Linked DNA regions of Homo sapiens: region 2 is linked to region 1. The links are chromatin loops, found by intact Hi-C in ENCODE. Cell type or tissue: heart right ventricle. All regions are shown on one strand. Each heading gives the region's core, and the rest is flanking DNA. Links, peaks and the distances in the headings are about the cores only.

Region 1 (2,919 bases), core at 93-2,592:
GAATTAGAAAGCTTTTGGCAATTTTTTTAAAATTATTAATGTCCTTCTGGGTGCCAAGGAATTTTATTGTGTGGTCAGGCGGTAGAATCATCCGTAAAGGTGACCCTAGACACCTGACAGTAAAGGGGAGGTGAGGAATGGGTGAAGTAGGGAAGATGCAGAGAGTTTGATGCTAGAGTTTATCCTTTAGTACTTGAAGATTGACATTAAAATACCTAGAACAAATACATTTGGACTTAGTGTTCCATAAATGGATATATATCTAAGAGCAGTTTTCCCAGGGAACCCTATCTAAAAGTTGAATTCGTTCTCAACTGTTTTTACAGTATCTAGTTTCCCTCCCTCATTACTGTGCTATGTACTCTAGGGGAATTGAGAAAAACGAAGGCATTATCTTTGTAAGAAGAAAAAATCAAGATGATCTGGCACACCTGGAGGGGTAGTGGAATGGGAGTTGATCACTGAACATGTATGCAATGTGCATAGGCACAGGGGATTGGGAAAGACATCCCAGGCGAGAAGTAAGAGTAATCACAAAGGTGGGAATAAATATGGCATGCTACAGTGTGGCATGGGCTTTGTGTTCCTATTATTTGCAGAATGTTCGCATAGCTGGGTGTCTTAGTCTGGGATGCTATACCAAAATACCATAGATTGGTTTATAAGCAGTTCTAGAAGCTGGGAAGTCCAAGATCAAGGCACCAGCAGATTCCATGTCTGGTGATTCTGTTTCCTGGTTCATAGACAGTGCCTTTTTGCTGTGTCCTCACATGGTAGAAGGGACATGGGAGCTCTTTGGGGTCTTTTTTAATAAGGGCACTATTCCCAATCATGACCTAATCACCTCCCAAAGGCCCCACCTCCTAATACCATCACCTTGTGGGCTAGGATTTCAAGACAGGAATTCTGGGAGGACACAATCATTTAGTCCACAGCAATAAGAAATATGCGAAATCAGGATGGGTAGGATCAGATCATAGAGATCTCTAGATTCTGTTACCGGATCCCACCACTTACTCAAAGTTAGCCTTTGGATCGGGGGTTTCCTAGGTATTGTGGCTTTGTGGTCACCAGAAAGATGTTGCTGAAAAGGGGTCCGGATCCAGATCCCAAGAGAGGGTTCTTGAATCTTGCACAAGAAAGAATTTGAGGCAAATCCATACAGTAAAGAGAAAGCAAGTTTATTAGGAAAGTAAAGGGATAAAGAATGGCTACTCCATAGGCAGAGCAGCTTCGAGGGCTGCTGCTTGCCCATTTTTGTGGTGGTTTTTTGATGATATGCTAAATAAAGAGTGGATTTTTCATGCCTCCCCTTTTTAGACCACATAGGGTAACTTCCTGATGTTGCCATGGCATTTGTAAACTGTCATGGCTCTGGTGGGAGTGTAGCAGTGAGGGCCACCAGAGGTCACTCTCATCACCATCTTGGTTTTGGTGGGTTTTGGCTGGCTTCTGTACTGCAAGCTGTTTTATCAGCAAGGTCTTTATGACCTGTATCTTGTGCTGACCTCCCATCTCATCCTGTGACTGACAATGCCTTAACTGTCTGAGAATGCAGCCCAGTAGGTTTCAGCTTTATTTTACATAGCCCCTATTCAAGATGGAGTTGCTCTGCTTCAAACATCTCTGACAGTTCCATACAGGCAGGCTTGGAATTGATAGACTGAGGAGAATTTAAGAAACTGAGTAGTGCAGTAGCTCATGACAGAAGTGTTTAAGATCTGAGCAATAGGATACAGCTCATAACTATTTAGAAAAAGTACAGAATCGAGCTATTAAGTATTATTACAGGGAAAAAATGTACTGAGTGACCAAAAAAAAAAAAAAAAAAAGCAAGGTACTATGACCTTCTTTATGACCCCCATTCCAAAAAGATGGAAGAGCAGATGCCTTCTTAAATAATCAGAACCAGTGGTGCATTGGTCAACGAAAACATTCATTAGGGTGAGAAAATAATATGTCACTTATATGTACATGTAATTTTTAATTAAAAGCATATATCTGTTTGCCACATCTTTCATTGTAAGGCTGAGATTGCCTCTTTGAGTAAACTGGCTAGAACACATAAATCACACATAATCTTTCTCACAGAAATAACACCTATAATGTTTCACTTAGGATTTCCAGTTTTGGTGTTCTGGGCGTGGTGGCTCACGCCTGTAATCCTAGCACTTTGGGAGGCCAAGGCGGGAGTATCAGCTGAGGTCAGGAGTTCGAGACCAGCCTGGCCAACACGGCAAAACCCTGTCTCTACTAAAAATACGAAAATTAGCGGGGCGTGGTGGGCGGGCACTTGTAATCCCAGCTACTTGGGAGGCTGAGGCAGGGAAAATTGCTTGAACCCGGGAGGCAGAGGTTGCAGTGAGCTGAGTTCGCACCATTGCACTCCAGCCTGGGTGACAGAGCCAGACTCCGTCTCAAAAAAAAAAAGTAGGGCCTCACCCAGGCTGTAGTGCAGTGGCATGATCACAGCTCATTGCAGCCTCCCTCAAACTCCTGGCCTTGAGTGATTCTTGCACCTCAGCCTCCCAGAGTGCTGGGATTACAGGTGTGAGCCACTATACCCAGCCATGAATGAGAATCCTAATATTAACAAAGCATGCTGAGTTTACACTTGCCTCCCAGTTGTAACAGTCTAGCCCTCACCAAATTCAACAGCATTTCTGTTGCTGCTGCTGTTTTTAAAGAAACTCACCTTTTTGGAGTCTTGTATTGTTCATGCTCTTTATAGAACTAAGAACCCAATTTCTTCTCACAGTTACATTATATTCATTTATGTAAGTACTATCTAATTGAATTAATGTAGCTCCAGTAATAAGTATAACTAACATCAACATGTTTGGGAACACAGCTGATCATTGGTATTTGAGCCAAATGGCAAGAGCAGAGTGGCCTAGACAAGGAAGGTCTGTGCAGTAG
Region 2 (2,919 bases), core at 233-2,732, 62 kb after region 1:
TTTATACTCATTATAACATTTTTAAGCTGTTTGATTTGGAAATGTAGGCTCTATTTAAGAGCATTCAATATTACAGATTCAAGCATGAGCGCCATATATAAATAACTAATGCTTCCAGGAAAGGACCACACTAATGGACTGTCAGAAAACACAATGCAGTTTCTTTGTCCTACAAGAGTATTAGAAAGGGATTGCACTATATTTGCACGCCACGATGCATTCCAGGTGTGTAATTCTGAACACACTTTCATCAGTGGGCATTTGAATCATCCAACCTAGCAGAATTTTTTTTTTTTTTTTTTTTTGGAACAGAGTCTTGCTCTGTCGCCCAGGCTGGAGTGCAATGGCATGATCTCGGCTCACTGCAACCTCTGCTTCCTGGGTTCAAGCAATTCTCGTGCCTCAGCCTCCAAGTAACGGGATTACAGGCATGCGCCACCACATGGGCTAATTCTTATATTTTTAGTAGAGATGGGATTTCACCATGTTGCCCAGACTGGTCTTGAACTCCTGACCTCAGGTGATCCATCCACCTCGGCTTCTCAAAGTACGGGGATTACAGGCGTGAGCCACTACGCCCGACCAACCTAGCAGAATTTCTACAGACTTACTGGAAACATCACTGGGAGTCCAAGTTTTTAATAAATACCAAAATAGGGACAGTTTCCCTAAGGTCGAATACCAGTTTCCACTGCTTTCAAAGTCTATTCCCAACTTTCAGCCTGTTTATCTCCTTTAATGATCTTCTTTTTAAAAATATATTGAAGGTACCTGATGCCATGTCCTTTGCTCAAAACTGCGGAAACGACCAAGGCTAGTAAACTCAGTACCTGCATCTCCTGTGTAGAATCACAAAAACCCTTACCTGCCCATTCCAATACACTCCTCTCCAAAGCCAAAGCCAACTTTTTTTTTTTTTTTTGGAGACAGGGTCTCTGTCACCCAGAGTGGAGTGTAGTGGCGCTATCACAGCCCACTGCAATCGTGACCTCCCTGGGCCAAAAAGGTGATCCTCACATCTCAGCCTCCCATGTAGGGGGACTACAGGAGTATGCCACCACTCTTGGCCAATATTTTTTTGTATTTTTTAGAGAATGGGGTCTCACTATGTTGCCCAGGTTGGTCTTGAACTCCTAAGCTCAAGCAATCTGCCTGCCTTGACCTCCCAAAGTGCTGGGATTACAGGCATGAGCCACCGTGCCTGGTCTCAACATTCTTATTAAAAGGAAAATCTGATGTGGTAACTAACTAGCTTAAGACCCCTGCAGTGGTGTCTCATTACCCAATGAGTACCAAAGTCTTTTACCTGCTTTATAAAGCTGAGCAAGTGTAAACCACAGCATCTGGCCTTGGTTACAGAACGGATGATAATCACAACTTGGATTTGGTTCAAAGTTGTTTCACCTCTGTTAACTTCCAAGCAACCAAGCAAGCAGTATATAAAGGTTGTAGACCAGATAAGGATACTAGTACATCAGCACCCCAGGCAAAGATACCAGCATGTGACACACTACTCTGCAGCCTCCCGTCAGCAGCTTACAGAGGGATATTTATAGTCAGCACAGCCCATACAGAATGAGAAGCCCACTGGGTCAGAGCAGCTCCGTCCCCAAAAGACCTTATACGATGTGAGAACTGGAGATATTCCATATAAGCCAATATAAATACACTAAATCCATATATTTTTACATCTTTGAAAGACATCAATGCCTTTCAATCTATGATGTCATAATTTTAATTGGCAACAATTTTCCTTTCTTAATAATAAATAAAATAAAAACACATTTACAATTTATGGTACCTTAGATTGTGGCTTTCTTTTCCTTTTTAAACACAGATTTTATGTAGCATAATATATGCACTTTCCTGCACCTTACTTTTTTCACATAATTTACCTTATCAAACATTCATATCAGTGCACAAAGAGCTGCCTCATTCTTCCTAACCACTGCATGTATTTCATCATATTGACACTTCCACATTGATGGGACAGTCTGGTCATTTGTAGTATGTGTTTATTTATTGCTGCTGAAAAGGATGAGTGCTATAAGGAACTGAGAGCCAAGTGCAATGGGGACACAGAGACCAGGGGTAAGGACTTGAAGGTTTTGTTGTAGATGTAAAATCAGAATTGAGACTGGAAGGAGGGGGAGACATGAGACAGGACAAACTGTTCTTGAAATTTTCATCTTGGTAGGCCATCAGAAAGTAACTCACCATCTGCCTTTGAAAAAGTGGGCTTAGAATGTGCAGCTTTCAAACAATTCACATGAAATGTCTGCCCAAAGCTTCTCTTATCTGCTCAAAGCCCATTCAGCAATCATGGAAGAGTCATTCTTATCTCACTGTCTTCAGAGGGTATTAGAAATAGTCATTACTCATTTCCTTCATCAGGCTGACAAAGGACACGTGGAAATGGATCTGAAAGGGGAAATAGTGAAGGACTTTATTTGATGATGACGATGATGATGATTTCAACAAGACTGAGAAACTTGCAGTGGGCTCTTGGAGAGAAGTGAAAGCATGAGGGCTGAAGGATGAAGGTTGGGGTAAAATAAACTGAGAAAGTGAAAAAAGTTAAATCAAAGTGGCCCCAGCCTGAAGAAACTCCAGCCATCCTGTTCTTGTGCATTCAGATTCAGGAAGAGCAGCATTTTAAAACACCACCAAAACAGCAGCAGAGTAAAGGCTAGCTAATTCCTTAACTTGGCCCCATCTTCCCACTCTAGTTCCCCTTGGATTGTGACAAAAATGGCAATACACACACACACACACTTATTTGAGTCTATGCAATAGATTTATGAGGTAGACACTATTATTATTTCTCTTCTACAGACAAGAAAATGGAGGCTTAGAGAACTGAAGTCACTTGCCCAGGGTCACTCAGCTAGCAAATAATTGAGCTGGGATACAACTCCA

The links. Peaks named below come from ENCODE experiments on the same cell type or tissue, not always from the same donor. Only the 100,000 strongest peaks of a DNase experiment are listed, where the experiment ranks them.
Region 2: it touches region 1 in a loop (3-fold over the local background); 2 of 110 quality-filtered maps call a loop at or near these places.

What each region holds. Positions count from the first base shown.
Region 1 is chr9:2,145,429-2,148,347 of GRCh38, forward strand. All of the region lies in intron 27 of SMARCA2 (SWI/SNF related BAF chromatin remodeling complex subunit ATPase 2), which reads left to right. Among named protein-coding and RNA genes, the nearest start is that of SMARCA2, 130 kb to the left of the region's middle. In heart right ventricle, for the core only: a CTCF peak has its summit at 1,401 (motif pointing right); no DNase peak of the experiment used is centred there.
Region 2 is chr9:2,207,189-2,210,107 of GRCh38, forward strand. All of the region lies in intron 2 of LOC107987043 (a long non-coding RNA gene), which reads right to left. Among named protein-coding and RNA genes, the nearest start is that of SMARCA2, 190 kb to the left of the region's middle. In heart right ventricle, for the core only: no CTCF peak of the experiment used is centred there; a DNase peak (open chromatin) is centred at 1,526.